2 separate regions of the Mus musculus genome follow, and region 1 is linked to region 2. Evidence: chromatin loops called from intact Hi-C (ENCODE). Cell type or tissue: left cerebral cortex. All regions are shown on one strand. Links, peaks and the distances in the headings refer to the core of each region. The heading gives the core; the rest is flanking DNA.

Region 1 (7,965 bases), core at 1,676-6,675, 120 kb after region 2:
TTTAAAGTTTTAATCACATTTATTGTTTATTTTCAATGCAAGACTACCTGATAATAGCTCACAGGGGCTTACACCTGGCCCAAATTAAAATTTACATGCATTTATTTCCCCAAAGGCAGTGACTGCATGCTTTGCATTCTCGTTCATTCTCAGCAGGCTTACTCAAGATTGTTTTGAATCTGAGTTTTATAATTAGGACTTAACATTTAAATCACATTCAGGAATCTGTGCATATGGTTAAGCAGACTGTCAGAATAAATTATGACCTTACCAAATAGTAATCTGCTTGTATCTTCTCCCAAATGCACTTGCTTAGATTCCCTAGCCATAGTTTACCCCTCATCCAACTCAGGACACTTGTCCACTGTGATGGCACTTTTGCCAACTTGTCATTCTGTTCCAGGACTTTCAGCCTTAGTGATATATTATAGATCTGCAGCAGGAGGGAAACTTTCACTAAAGTGCCTAATGTGCTTCTTTATGTAAATATTATTAACCATACATGTCTGTCTCTATTGATGTACCATATCATAGATTATGAGTCTTCAATATTCTTGAGTAGGTGATCCTACAATGCATTGGGATAAACTGAGGTTCAGGGAACTTAAGTGATTCTACATTTACCCCTAATCAGTGGCAGACTGGACTATAAATCCAGGAGCCTTTCCAAAACTACCAACCACAACTCTGCACTAGATGCCAGAACGCCTTGACTTTTCTGATTGTTTGTTCAGGATTTTGTTTTCTTATTTAGCTTTATTTTTTGAAGGGCTCAGGATCAAATCCAAGGTCTTCTGCATATAAGACAAAAAACTCTAGCACTAAACTACATGCCTTCTCAGTTTTGTTGTTGCTGTTGTTGTTTAGTTGGCAGTACAGGTTTGTTTCTTTTTGTGTTTGTTGGATCTCATTATGTATCCCTGGCTATAGAGCTGGAATTAAGAACGGAAATCAGTGGGGGACCTCTCTAGGACTAACTGGATGCCTGGGACAGGGGAAGCCTCTGAGAGTCTAGGCTCTAGAGGTGACCCTAGTCGAGATTCCTAACAGTGGTAAATACAGAGACTGAAGTAGCCACCTTCTGTAGTCAGACAAGTAGAGGGAGGGGACATCAACCCATCCACAAAACCTTCAATCAAAAATTTGTTCTGCCTAGAAGATGCACAGGGATAAATATAGAGCAAAGACTGAAGTGAAAACTTAAAGGCTCTTTGGAAAAACAGTTGTGTTTGATAGTGTTTTGCTGAGGCAGACATAGGTGAAAGGAGGTTTTTCTAAAGAAGCATGTAAAAGGACACATGATGAAGGAGTCATGGTTAATGATACATATCTATTGATCCACCTTACATTGCATAGTTAAGCTCCATTTTTCAGGACTCCATAGAAAGAAATGCACCAAAAAACTTCTGGTGGTGTGCTGTGGCTTCTTGCCACTTCTTCAGACTTAAACTGATTGGCAGAGTGATGTCAGCTGAGACAGACTCATATGAAGTTTTGCTAAGTCAAGCTCACATGCTGAGAAAAGACCCATGGAAGACACATGATGTTTGGAGGGAGTATAAATAGAATTCAATGGACAGTGATGGAGCCTGAGCTTGGCTTGGTTATAGAGCTAGCTGTGCAATGCTTGTTGGCCTCTCGCCTTTGCTGATCTTTGCTTCACTGAGAGAGAGGCACAGTTCAGAACTTTTCCTGGCATTCCTTTTGTCCCTGGTCCCTCCTTGTAACTTGTGGAGAGGCTGAGGCTTGACTGAGGGAACAACCAACCAATGACTGCCCCAACTTTAGTCATCCCATGTGAGAGAGCTAACCCCTAACATTATGAATGCTCTGATATGCTTCCAGACAGGAACCTAGCATAACTGTCTCCTGAGAGACTTCATCTATCAGCAGATGAAAACAGATGCAGAGACCCACAGCCAAACACCGGGAGTGGGAAGTCTTGTGGAAGAGCAGGTGATAAAATTGAGCTGGGTAGAAGGGTCAAGGACACTATTGAGGTTTAGTCTTTTGCTGTCTATTGTAATGTTAACTGTAAGCCCCCAAGACCTGGTTGCCCCAGAGATGAGAGAGTCTGCACATAAACCCAAGTGACACTATGTGACCTTGCCTACAAGTTATTTCTGATTGGTGAATAAAGATATCAACAGCTAATACCTGGGCAGAAAAGTTGTGTATTCTGAGAACTAAATGGTCAAAGTTGGTGTAGAAACCCCATATTGCAATTAAAAACTTCTGCAAAAGGATACCACAAGACAGCCTACAGAGTCAATTAACCTGGACCCAGGGGTGTTCATAGAGACTGAACCACCATACAGGCAGCATGCAGGAGTTGGGCCTAGGTCTCATACACAATTGTGTAACTTGGTCTTCATGTGGATCCCCTAACAATTGGAATGGGGCCTGTCTCTGACTTTGCTCCCTGCCACTGGATCCCCTTCTTCTACCTGGACTTCCTTGTTAGGCCTTGTCCTTCTGAGAGAAGATGTCTCAGGGGTGGGGTGGTACCCAAAGGGGCTTCCCTTTCTCTTAAGAGAAAGAGGGGAGGTACTGGGGTGGGGAGGATTTATAAGACTGGATTGGGAAGGGGGAAACTGTGATCAGAATGTAAAGTGAATAAAAAATAAATAAATTATTGAACAAAAATATGTAGACCAGGCTGTCTGGAAACTCATAGAGATTTGCCTGTCTCTGCCTTCAAGGTACTTATACAGAAGGCATACACCCACATGCCTAGTAAGTGTTCTTAATCTATACACTATTATCAAAAGCTAGCTCCTGTGCAGAATGTTAGGGTACCAGTGTCTGTAATCCCAGCACTCTGGAAGTAAGAAAGAGGAATATCAAACTCAAGGAAAACTTGAGCCATGTATAAGCCCTTGCTTCAACAGCCAACACAGCAAGAAGTAAGCTCACCCTTGAGCCTCATTCACAATAAAGTGTGAGTGACTAGTTCTTCCCAGCTGGGTCCAGTATTTTGGAATCAAAGGAAGAAATTCAGAACATTAGCAACCAAATTTCAGACTTTAGCGATCAAGTCAAAGATAAGTGGGTTGGTGTAGGATGGAGCACAAAAGGAAAAGCTCTTCCCAATACTCCTAAAATAACATCTGGAAAGTTCTTGCAAATGTTAAACTTAGTGCCAGACTCCCACAGAAGTTAAACATCAAGTAAAGCTGCTTCAGAAAAATCTAAATTTATTCCAAAACTGAAGTCAACATATTATCAGGAAAGGTGGGGTGCTTAAAAAGTGTTGGAACAAGTAATACAAAGACAATGGGGTTCCCAGAGGGGAAAATTCCACAAATAATTACAATTCGGGTGGTTATGTTAATCACATGTGCAGTATTCTGTCACAAAAATGAGAAATTGAAAATATGCCTCTTTCTCCTAAAGGATGGCATAACCACAATCTGTATGCTTTGTTCCTGTCCATCAAAATAATGCCCCTGCTGAAATCAAGTGGCCTAAAGAGCCCCCTGACAGAGCACTGTAATCATCTTTGAACCCAGCATCTGTCCATGGGAAATACCACAGACGTTACTGACTACCTCAGCTTTTCCCTATAGTGCTTTTCCCATTTTTTGTCTTTCTGTTATGTCTTGACCTATATAGTACTATCAACTTCTCAAATGTCTTTTAATAACTTATTAAAAATTATCCATTTGTTTCTCTTATTGAAACTGTAGGATACTGAAAAAGATTAAAGTAACTAACTGAACCTGATAAAATTAGACATGCCTTCTCTTGCAGCAATGCTGGCTGTTATCTATATTTTTTTTAAATTCACAAAGTAACAGTATCTATCACTTTAATGTCACTATAAAGAAAAAGGAGGCATTGAGAAGGCTATCTAGTTATTACATAAACTGAGCAGGGAGTACATTTAAAGCCACACAATGAAAGCACAGGTCTAGGGATGTCTGAGAGAGAGGGATGTAAATGCACTCCATGCACAAGCTGACAACATAAGCAAAACCCAAGCATCTGATTTCCTAGACTATACATACAGGGAGATGAGAGTCTCAAACAGGAAGCTCCCAAGAAACTCATTGTCTAGGTAGCCCAGATTTCACAGGCCCTATCTCAGATAAGTTGGGAAGGCAAGGAGCAACAACTAAACATAGTCCTAAGAACCCTATATGAGTGTGCCACCCACACTTTCACAAAATGAGTATATATTCTTACATATTTATTTAAAATCTTCAATAAAACCCATGCTTATTAATTCATTATTCATAGCAACCAGGAAATGTAATCAACCTAGATGTCCATCAACACAAGAATGCAAAAAATAGGGTGCATATGCACAATGACATTTTGTGCAGCCATAGACAAAAATTAAATTGTGACATTTACAGGAACATAGGTGGACCTGAAAATCATATTATTACAAAAGTTTAAAAAAATATCACTCAGAAATACAGATACAATGTTTTCTCTAATATACAGAACATAGATGTGTGTATGTGTGTGTGTGTGTGTGTGTGTGTGTGTGTGTGTGTGTGTGAGAGAGAGAGAGAGAGAGAGAGAGAGAGAGAGAGAGAGAGAGAGAACTGAAATATATGTGGTTAAAAAGCAGAAGGGTGAACTTGCTGTAAGAAGGAGGGGACCCAGCTGGAGGTGTGGCACAGACTCAGGAAGGGCACTGGAGAAGGAGAATGGATGAGAACAAAGGATAGTAACAATATGTGCAAAATGACATAATGAAACCCATCATTTTGCCTACTAACCTAAAAGTTAATTTCAAAACACTAAAATCTGAGGCTGAGCATGGTTAAGTGCTACTGAAGCCTCTGTTAGTTGTGTAAACACTTAATCCAGCACTCAGAGAGCAGAAGTAATATGATCTCTGTGAGTTTGAGGCCAGCCTACCTAGCCTACAAAGCTAGTTCCAGGACACCCAGCACTATGTAGAGAGACTCTGTCTCAAAACAATACATAAATAAAATTGGGTTGGCAAGATGCTCAGCAGGTAAAGCACTTGTCACCAAGCCTGATGATCTGAATTCAGTCACAAATATCCACACAAAGAAAGAAGATAACCAGCTTCCAAAAACTGTACTTTGACCTTCACACAGATACAGTGGCACATAGGTGGTCCCTGTGCACAAATAAAAGTTTAGAGTAATAAAAAACTAAGTTCACATATTAGCTGTTCTTCTCATAAGTAAAAACTTAATAAGAATGTTTATGGTTTGTCTGTATCTGTATCTGCACACAGATTTTTACTTCTCCTTAGACATTGTAACAAGACAAGACAGTGCAGTTTCCTCACCTTGTATTCTTGATAAAGCCATTTTAAGTTTAACTAAAATTTAGTCTCCTTGATGAAGAAGTGTAGGCATAAATTTTTTGGAACCTACTTTTAATAAGTGTTCAACCTCTTCTCTAGCCCACCACCCAGCAGAGGTAGTGAAAGAGAAAAGTTATTAGGATATAGGGGAAGTGGACCTATTCAGCAATTGTTCTTTGAGGGCAAGCTTGATCTTCTTTCTGTGCAGTTCATTCCTGTAGCAACACCAAATATGACTCAGTGTAGACCAGTCATCTTGGCAGGCAGACACCAACACAAACCAGCAGCTACAGCCCAGACCAGTCCTTTCAACAGGTAGAAACCAAGCAGGAACCAGCAGCTACAGTCCAGTCCTTTCAGTGGGCAGACACCAGGCAGCTGTAGTTCAATCCTGAAGAAACCACCAGGCTCATCAACTAGCCTGAGGCTAGGCTGTTGAAGCAGCAAGCTGCTGCAGGAACCTCACAAGCAGTTCTTGGGTGAGTTTCTCTCAATGATGAACCACAAGTTGAACAACACTATGTAAAAGGAACCAATACATGTACGTCATTAGCAAAGAAAAGTGAGGAAAAACAAACCAAACCAAAACTCAGTGCTCGCCTCCCATTGTCTATAGGGTTATATTTATATTCCTTCTTCAAGTGTCATTTCATGTGTTTGCTATATCAAAACATCCTTTCACCTTTGTCTGCCTCAGGAAAACATTTTCTTGTGTGTGTTTACTTTAGCAAGACACCCTTTCACTTGTGTGCCCCAGTGAAACATCATTTGACATAATTAATTTTCCATAGAACTAGAGGTTTCTACTTCAGAGAAGCCCATGAAAATTGCCCACCTCTATTCTAGGAAGCCAAGGTCAAGATGCCCTACCTAACTTCACTTCTTGTGCAGAACCCACTCTCCCACCCCCACCCCACCCCCCATCCCTCTCACCCGCTCACATCATCTCCAGTTAACTGCTTATTTTAGCTTCTGTTAAAATGCTTGCTTGCATGAAGCTTCTTGATACCTGCAGAATGATATACCTGGATGTGATTTTTACCTTTAAAAATCCCTTAGTCTAAATGCTTAGGAATCCAAATACCTGAGTATAGTCCCAACTGGAAGGAATAAAGACTTTCAACTAGCTATAAACAGTGTGTAAGAGGGACAGATGAGCCAGAAGTGAGGAAGAGGAGAAAGAAAGTAGGATTTTTTTTTTGGAGGCGGTTTCTTGTAGCCCAGACTAGCTTCACACTCAATATAGACAACAATGAATTTGAACTCTTGATCATCTGCTTCTACCTCTTCTGTACTGAGCCTATAAGTATGCGTTCCCACAGATAGTTTTTGTTGTGCTAAGGATGAAATCCACAGCTGTGTGCATGCTAGGCAAGCTCTGTTTCAAGTTAACTACATCCTTAGCCCCAAAGTATGATTATTCTTTTCTTTAATTCAAAAAAATTGAACCCCCTGTTATATCCTTAAACCTAATCTGACTCTCAAGCCCAGGGAGGGCTGTTTGGCTGGAGGACCTCAGCTAAAAACAAGTTAGGATAACAACTGTTTATTTAGCTAACACTTTGTAGAATCTGATTTAAGCCAGGGATTTTGCAAGTAGTGGAGATGTAGCTCTTGGCTTAAATCTGAATGCAGTACACAACCTAGAATATCAGCTCATCACAAATACATTGACAGCTCTCATTCATTAACCCATCGTAATAGTGCAGAGTTTTTATCCTGCATAATTGAAGTATGCTACTCTTAAAAAGAAAAATGCCCCGGCCTGAGAGGTTTGTGTCACAGGCGCCGGCGGGAGCCTTCTTGGCTCCGGGACTCCGTGGAGGGCAGGCTGCACGGGTGACCGTGTGGAATACAGAGGCCAGCCGTTTCTGGGACGGGCGAGAGTCGCAGAGCCTCTGGGGCGGCGCCATCTTCAGCTCCAGACAGCCGGCCACCTTCCTGGTGAGAGCACGGGGGTCTGCCTGGCCTGAGAGGTTTGTGTCACAGGCGCCGGCAGGAGCCTTCTTGGCTCCGGGACTCCGCGGAGGACAGGCTGCACGGGTGACCGTGTGGAATACAGAGACCAGCCGTTTCTGGGACGGGCGAGAGTCGCAGAGCTTCTGGGGCGGCGCCATCTTCGGCTCCAGACAACCGGCCACCTTCCTGGCGAGAGCCACAGAGCTTCTGAGGCGGCGCCATCTTCGGCTCCAGATGGCCGGCCACCTTCCTGGCGAGAGCCACAGAGCTTCTGAGGCGGCAACATCTTCGACTCCAGACAACTGGCCACCTTCCTGGCCAAAGCAACACAGCTTCTGGGAAAGATCCTGTTTTGGGCCTTCACCTTCAGCCAGGAGGAGGTCCAAACACCAGATAACTGTACACCTTCCCTGAAAGAGGAGAGCTTGCCTGCAGAGACTGCTCTGACCACTGAAACTCAGAGGAGAGAGCTTGTCTCCCACGCCTGCTGATAGAGGATAACAAAATCAACAGAGGAACAATCTCTTAACAAAGACAACTATAACAACTAATTCCAGAGATTGCCAGATGGTGAAAGGTAAACGTAAGAATCCTACTAACAGAAACCAGGACCACTCACCATCATCAGAACCCAGAACGCCCACTTTGCCCAGTCCAGGACACCCTAACACACCTGAAAAGGTAGACCTGGATTTAAAAGCATATTTCAT
Region 2 (7,965 bases), core at 1,908-6,907:
TTGAGTTGAAAATCTTCATTCTCATCCACTCCTATTATCCGTACGTTTGGTCTTCTTATTGTGTCCTGGATTTCCTGGATATTTTGAGTTAGGATCTTTTTGCATTTTCCATTTTCTTTGATTGTTGTGCCGATGTTCTCTATGGAATCTTCTGCACCTGAGATTCTCTCTTCCATCTCTTGTATTCTGTTGCTGATGCTCAAATCTATGGTTCCAGATTTCTTTCCTAGGGTTTCTATCTCTAGTGTTGCCTCGCTTTGAGTTTTCTTTATTGTGTCTACTTCCCTTTTTAGGTCTAGTATGGTTTTGTTCATTTCCATCACCTGTTTGTATGTTTTTTCCTCTTTTTCTGTAAGGACTTCTACCTGTTTGATTGTGTTTTCCTGTTTTTCTTTAAGGACTTGTAACTCTTTAGCAGTGTTCTCCTGTATTTCTTTAAGTGATTTATTAAAGTCCTTCTTGATGTCCTCTACCATCATCATGAGATATGCTTTTAAATCTAGGTCTAGGTTCTCAGGTGTGTTGGGGTTCCCTGGACTGGGCGAAGTGGGTGTGCTGGGTTCTGGTGATGGTGAGTGGTCTTGGTTCCTGTTAGTAAGATTCCTCCGTTTACCTTTCGCCATCTGGTAATCTCTGGAGTTAGTAGTTATAGTTGACTCTGTTTAGAGATTGTTCTTCTGGTGATTCTGTTACCGTCTATCAGCAGACCTGGGAGACAGATTCTCTCCTCTGAGTTTCAGTGCTCAGAGCACTCTCTGCTGGCAAGCTCTCTTACAGGGAAGGTGCGCAGATATCTTGTATTTGGACCTCCTCCTGGCCGAAGAAGAAGGCCCAAAACAGGACCTTTCTCAGACAGTGTGTTGCTTTGGCAGTTCCCAGGTGGTACAGACTCTCACCTAAGCAGACTAAATTCCTAAGTTCCTTGGAGTCCCGGGACCAAGATGGCGACCGCTGCTGCTGTGGCTTAGGCCGCCTCCCCAGCCGGGTGGGCACCTGTCCTCCGGTCCGGAAGGTGGCCGGCTGTCCCCGGCCCACACAGGGTGCTGCCTCAGCGCCTCTGTGCTTCTGCCTGTTCCAGAAGCTGTCAGGTTCTCTGGCGCACCCTCTCACCTGTTCAGACTAATTTCCTAAGTTCGGCGGGTCTCGGACCAAGATGGCGACCGCTGCTGCTGTGGCTTAGGCCGCCTCCCCAGCCGGGCGGGCACCTGTCCTCCGGTCCGGACGGTGGCTGGCTGTCCCCGGCCCACAAAGGGTGCTGCCTCAGCGCCTCTGTGCTTCCGCCTGTTCCAGAAGCTGTCAGGTTCTCTGGCGCACCCTCTCACCTGTTCAGACTAATTTCCTAAGTTCGGCGGGTCCCGGACCAAGATGGCGACCGCTGCTGCTGTCGACAAAATGTTTTAAAACAATAATAAATCAAGTATGTTATCCTTATAAAGATACTGGAAATTTTTGGTGTCAAGACTATGTGTTATTCTTGGTGGAATAAAGTGCACATTTTCTTAACTTGATGCCACATTTGGGAAGACCCATGGAAACTGTATTATAAAGAAAGATTTGGTAGTTCTTATAGCATTTAGACAAGGAGAGATAAATCCTGGAAAATTTTCAGGTATGTTTGAGAACATTCAGGATGAGCTAATACGACATTGGTACAGGGGAGAAAAGAAATAGCAAAACCAGCAACCAGAATATCTTCTAGTTATAAACACAGACAAGGAGTTAGGCAGCTAAGAGGAGGAATAACAAGAGAAAACATTTTAATGAAAATTATTATGATTATTTGCTTAAGTTATTGGGCACAAGCTCATTCTTTATAAAACATATAAATACTCACAGCCTTCATTTTTTGGTATGTAGCAAGTTGTGCTTTCCAAAGGGAATTTAAAACTAATAGTTGAAGGTGCTGATGAGGTTGTTCCACAAGTAATGTAGTGGTCATGCAGACATAAGGACTTAAGTTCAAACCCCAGAAGCCATGTAAAAATAGCTGAATATGGTGGTGCCTATCTATAATCCCAGTACAGAGACAGAGGATCCCTGGGGCTTGCTGGCCAGCCAGTCTAAGCAAACCAGTGAGCTCCAAGTTCAGTGAGAGAGCCTACCTCAAAAAATTAGGTAGGAAAACAACAAAGGATAACAGCTGACCTCTATCCACACAGGCATGTACAAATTGGAAGTCACTCAGGTAAAGGGAGAGTCCTTTTCTTTAGTTGTATTGCCTCTGGTAGCCCTTGTTTCAGTAGAGAACTGAGTAGTGCCCGTGTAAGAAATCCTAATTAAATTCTGTAGGTAACCAATAGAAAGTAATTTATTTCTTTTAAATAAAAGCTCTCAGGGATCTATCAAATGTTATCTATCAAGTGAGGAAAAAAACAATCATTGAAAAGCTACAAATAAAGAGATCTTAAGGAGCTAGAAAAAAGTACCCAAGGAGCTGAAAGGGTCTGCAACCCTATAGGTGGAACAACAATATGAACTAACCAGTACCCTCAGAGCTCATGTCTCTAGCTGCATATGTAGCAGAAGATGGCCTAGTCGGCCATCATTGGGAAGATAGGCCCCTTGGTTTTGCAAACTTTATATGCCCCAGTACAGGGAAACACTAGGGCCAAGAAGTGGGAGTGAGTGAGTAGGGGAGCAGGGCGGGGGGAGGGCATAGGGGGCTTTTGGGATAGCATTTGAGATGTAAATGAAGACAATATCTAAGAAAAAAAATTCTAAAAAAAGAGAGAGATCCTTAGATTTTCCTCAATAGCTTTCTCTCTATTTTTCAAAATTTCTACAATTTTTCTTTACTGAAAAATAATTGTAGTAAAACTTAATTATCCTGGCCAGGATACCTACAGAATTCTTTAGTGTTCTTCTGTCGTGCTGTTATAAAGTATGGTTTCAATTCATTGCTCACTTAATTCCAACTCAGTTGGTATGCACGTTAATTAACTTGGTAACATTTAAACCACCACAGCAAGGCATGCATACACTCCCATGCAAGCATGCAGGCTTTCCCCGTACCAGGTCACATATGTAGAAAAACACTGATTTAAACAACAATATTACAGTGAATAAATGTTGAAAGTTAACCGCTTGAGGGAAATTATGCATTCAGTAGAAATAAAATTCAGTGAGGTTTCATTCATTAAAGGAGTTGGGTTTCAATTTTTGCTTGGTAGTGTTTAAATGCTTCCAGGAGAGGGAATGTTTAATTGATTACCACCCCCAACAAGTATTTGCAATGTATAAATAATTGCAAGCTGTTTCGGCAAATTCTAGTTATAAAACTGACTGAAGTCAACACTACTTGGTAAATTACTGTAATTCTTTTCTCCACATTTTTCATATTCCCATTAACATTTATCCTCCGGTAAGTACTAAACGATAAAATGAATGTGCAGTTTGAAATGATTTATTCATGTCCAAACATTACAGCTTCACAAAGGGCGTCATTTTTGGCTCCCTAAGTTGTCAGTAAAATAATTGCATTTGCCTTTTAATTGATGCTTATACTTCTTTGAGGCCATCATTAACGAGACTCCTTTAATGGTTAGCCAGAAAATATCTTTATATAATTAGCATTTTCCTGACACCCACCCTCTTTGTCCTGGAGGATTAGAGAGTGAAGCAACTTTTGAGAAAGCTCATTAAAAGACAGTGTCCAGCCACATGTTCCCAGTGGTCATGGGATGGTTATCTGGACCCATCTGATAAAAGTGTTACAGGGAGTGAAGACAGTTTTATACATTGTCATCAAAAGTGGTGGGAGTGGGTTTCAGCCATCTTCCCTCCCTGTGTGTGAGTATAGAACAGCTGTGGGAACAAATGTTAGCGTGGGCTATGCAAGCAAGCAAAAATAGCATTTCCACTTTGAAATTTCCTTCCCAGATATGTTTGGGGATGACCAAAGCAAAGGAAGGGGGTGGGGGGAATGGGTCAGAGCCATATGGCTTCTTAACTTGGTATTTACAGTTGCTTCTGAGAATAACTGTCTCCCATCATTATAAGGTGTAAAGGGTAGCATTCGTGCATAACAATAGACAGGTTGAAGTCGCATTCTCACCAAGGCAAAGATCTCATTACTCTCTGCTTGGTTCAAAATATCCATGCTCATAGATCAGAAAGTAATTCGAAAGAACAAATTCAGTCCCTGTATGTTCAATGCTAAAATAGTTAAGATTACAGAAAACAAACAAGCAAACAAACAAACAAAAAAACTTACATGTTGATTCTATTCAAATAATTAGAGTCTTTCTGTTATATTTGGGTCATAGCTATTTTTTTTCTTAATACAATCTTTAACTGCCCTTGTCATGCTAATTTAATTTAAGCTAAATGTCTGAAAACAACAGAGAAAAAGTAGCAGTGAGAATACTTTGGCCTTTTTACTGCATCTTGTTTTTCAGTTAACCAAAGGTCACATCACAGTATGAGTGAGATGAGGAAATATGTCCATAGGAACCCCTTTGCTCGGGACAGAGGCAGGCACCTCCTTAGCACAGAAAATACATACGGTTCACAGAAGAAGCAGAATCCTACTGTTTTCTGCTTGAAAAAAAGACTGCTTTTCAAATTCTCTGATTATGGCTTTGGTTTTGACATCAGTAAACCCAGATGGAGCCTCTTCACCACAGCATATAAGATAAATATTGTAAATTTTTGGCATTTAGCAGATAATTGCTAGATTTTTCTATTCATGTCAAATACATTATTTTCACAATAGGGGGAAAACACGTGCCATGTGCTTAAAAGTGCATGCTGTGAACCTTAATTACTAAGTTATATTTGGAGCATATCTTGCCAATTATATCTTGGCATTTTGGTTTAATTTAAATGTTCTCTATTATATATCTTTTTTAATTTGCCTTTTAATACCATGAGAAAAACACTGATTGCTATGTACAAGAAAGCAGAGCTGGCTGAAAAAGAGGAAGGCCGAGAGTCAGACATGGTTTCTCAAGCCTGTAACCTGAGCATGCAGGTGGCTAATTTAAGAAGACTGTATATTCAAGGCCAGTGTGATCTACATAGTGAATTCAAGTCCAGCCTGGAATACATAAAGAACCCTTGTCCTTAAAGTAAGGCAGACCAAGATTTTTATTTTTGGTCTTTGATTTTTTTGTTTTTTGTTTTCTGTGTTTTTTGTTTTTTGTTTTATTAGACATCAATATTTTACGCACTGTGCTGAAGACTGACACAGCCCCATGGTAGGTCATAGAGATGTAGCAGCATGGTAGGTCACAAAGATGCAGCAGTGTGGTACATTAAAGCCTGAAGTCAGCTGGAATTTTTTTTATTGAATCTGTTAGACAAGAAAACTTCTGGAAATAAGTTCTGAGAATTATTCTAAAACTTCCCACCACATGACTCTGTTATCATCTAGCAACCCAAGCTTGGCTGTCAATTCCACATTTAAAAAAGCTCTTTCGGCTGGGCAGTGGTGGCACGTGCCTTTAATCTCAGCACTTGGGAGGTAGAGGCAGGTGGATTTCTGAGTTTGAGGCCAGCCTGATCTACAGAGTAAGTTCCAAAACAGGCAGGGCTACACAGAGAAACCCTGTCTCAAAAAAAAAAAAAAAACAAAAAAAAAAAAACAAAAAAACAAAAAAACAAAAAAAAAAAAACAAAAACAAAAACAAAAGTCTCTTTCGGTAGACCTTGGGTACAAACTTCACAGCCAGTCCCACAACACCCAAAGGAAGCTCCACTCCCAGGCACTCTAACATGCCCAGGATCACAGGATCACAAGATCCTAGGAGCTTGGTCACACCAGGATCTCAGGGTCCCAGTGGCAGCTTGACTCCCAGGATCTCTGACACATCCAGGATCTCAGGATTACAGGATCACAGAGATAGCTGAACTCTGAGGAGTTCTGACACAACCAGGATCGCAGGAAGGACAGGCCTCAGTCAGATATAGCAAGAAAAGGTAGCACTAGATAAAATCAGATGGCGGGAGGAACGTGTAAAATCATAAGCAACAAAAACCAAGGTTACATGGCATCATCAGAACCCAATACTTCTACCATACCAAGTCCAGGATATACCATCACACCGGAAAAGCAAGGTTCGCATCTAAAATCCCTTCTCATGATGGGGATAGAAAACTTTAAGAAGGACATAAATAACTCCCTTAAAGAAATATAGGAGAACACTGGTAAACAGCTAGAAGCTCTTAAAAAGGAAAGAAAAAAAAAATCCCTTAAAGAAGTACAGTAAGAAAAAAAACAAACAAGTGAAGGAATTGAACAAAACCATCCAGAATCTAAAAATGGAAAGAGAAACAATAGAGAAATCACAAAGGGAGGCAACCCTGGAGATAGAAAACCTAGGAAAGAGATCAGGAGTCACAAATACAAGCATCATCAACAGAATACAAGAGATAGAAGAGAGAAGAGAGAGAGAGTGCAGAAGTTACCATAGAAAACATTGACACAACAGTTAAAGAAAATGCAAAATGCAAAAAGCCCCTAACCCAAAACATCCAGAAAATGCAGGACACAATGAAAAGACCAAACCTATGAATAATAGCTATAGAAGAGAGTGAAGATTCCCAACTTAAAGGGTTAGTAAGTTATCTTCAACAAATTATAGAGGAAAACTTCCCTAACCTAAAGAAAGAGATGCCAATGAACATACAAGAAGCTTACAGAACTTCAAATAAACTGGACCAGAAAAGAAAGTCCTCCCATCACATAATAATCAAGACACCAAATGCACTAAACAAAGAAAGAATATTTAAAGCAGCAAGGGGAAAAGGTCAAGTAATATATAAAGGCAGACTTATCAGAATTACACCAGACTTCTCACCAGAGACTATGAAAGCTATAGGGGCTGGTGAGATGGCTCAGTGGGTAAGAGCACCCGATTGCTCTTCCGAAGGTTCAGAGTTCAAATCCCAGCAACCACATGGTGGCTCACAACCATCCGTAACAAGATCTGACTCCCTCTTCTGGTGTGTCTGAAGACAGCTATAATAATAAATAAATCTTTAAAAAAAAAAAAAAGAAAGCTAAAAGATCCTGGGCAGATATCATACAGACCCTAAGAGAACACAAATGCCAACTCCAACTACTACACCCAGCAAAACTCTCAATTACCATAGGCGGAGAAACTAAGATATTCCATGACAAAACCAAATCTATACAATATCTTTCCACAAATCCAGCCCTACAAAGGATAATAGATGGAAAACACCAATACAAGGAGGGAAACTATACCCTAGAAAAAGCAAGAAAGTAATCTTCTTTCAACAAACACAAAAGAAGATAGCTACACAAACATAATTCCACCTCCAAGAACAAAAATAGCAAGAAATAACAATAACTTTTCCTTAATATCTCTTAACATCAATGTACTCAATTCCCCCCAAAAAAGACATAGACTAACAGACTGGATACATAAAAACACAATAATAGTGGAAAACTTCAACACCCCACTCTCATCAATGGACAGACCATGAAAACATAAATTAAACAGAGACATAGTGAAACTAACAGAAGTTATGAACCAAATGGATCTAACAGATATTTCTAGAACATTTTATTCTAAAGCAAAAGAATATACCTTCTTCTCAGCACCTTCTCCAAAACTGACTATATACATGGCTACAAAACAGGCCTCAACAGATATAAGAAGATTGAAATAATCCCATGCATCCTATCAGGTCACCACAGACTAAGACTGGTCTTAAAAACCAAAAAAAAAAAAAAAAAAAAAAAAAAAATACAGTGGAAAGCACAACATACACATGGGAGCTAAACAATGCTCTACTCAATGATAACTTGGTCAAGAAAGAAAATAAAGTCAGAAATTAAAAGCATTTTAGAATTTAATAAAAATGAAGACACATGATACCAAAAATTATGAAAGTAGCAGTAAGAAGAAAACACATAGCTCTAAGTGCCTCCAAAAAGAAACTGAAGAGAGCTCACACTAGCAGCTTGAGAGCTCACCTGAAAGGTCTAGAACAGAA

Evidence for each region. Peaks named below come from ENCODE experiments on the same cell type or tissue, not always from the same donor. Only the 100,000 strongest peaks of a DNase experiment are listed, where the experiment ranks them.
Region 1: it touches region 2 in a loop (3-fold over the local background); 3 of 42 quality-filtered maps call a loop at or near these places.

The regions. Positions count from the first base shown.
Region 1 is chr1:46,978,430-46,986,394 of GRCm38, reverse strand. No RefSeq gene overlaps it. Among named protein-coding and RNA genes, the nearest start is that of Slc39a10, 130 kb to the right of the region's middle. In left cerebral cortex, for the core only: no CTCF peak of the experiment used is centred there; DNase peaks (open chromatin) are centred at 3,094 and 3,992; H3K27ac peaks cover 2,010 bases.
Region 2 is chr1:47,099,248-47,107,212 of GRCm38, reverse strand. No RefSeq gene overlaps it. Among named protein-coding and RNA genes, the nearest start is that of Gm39638, 150 kb to the left of the region's middle. In left cerebral cortex, for the core only: no CTCF peak of the experiment used is centred there; a DNase peak (open chromatin) is centred at 3,814; H3K27ac peaks cover 1,718 bases.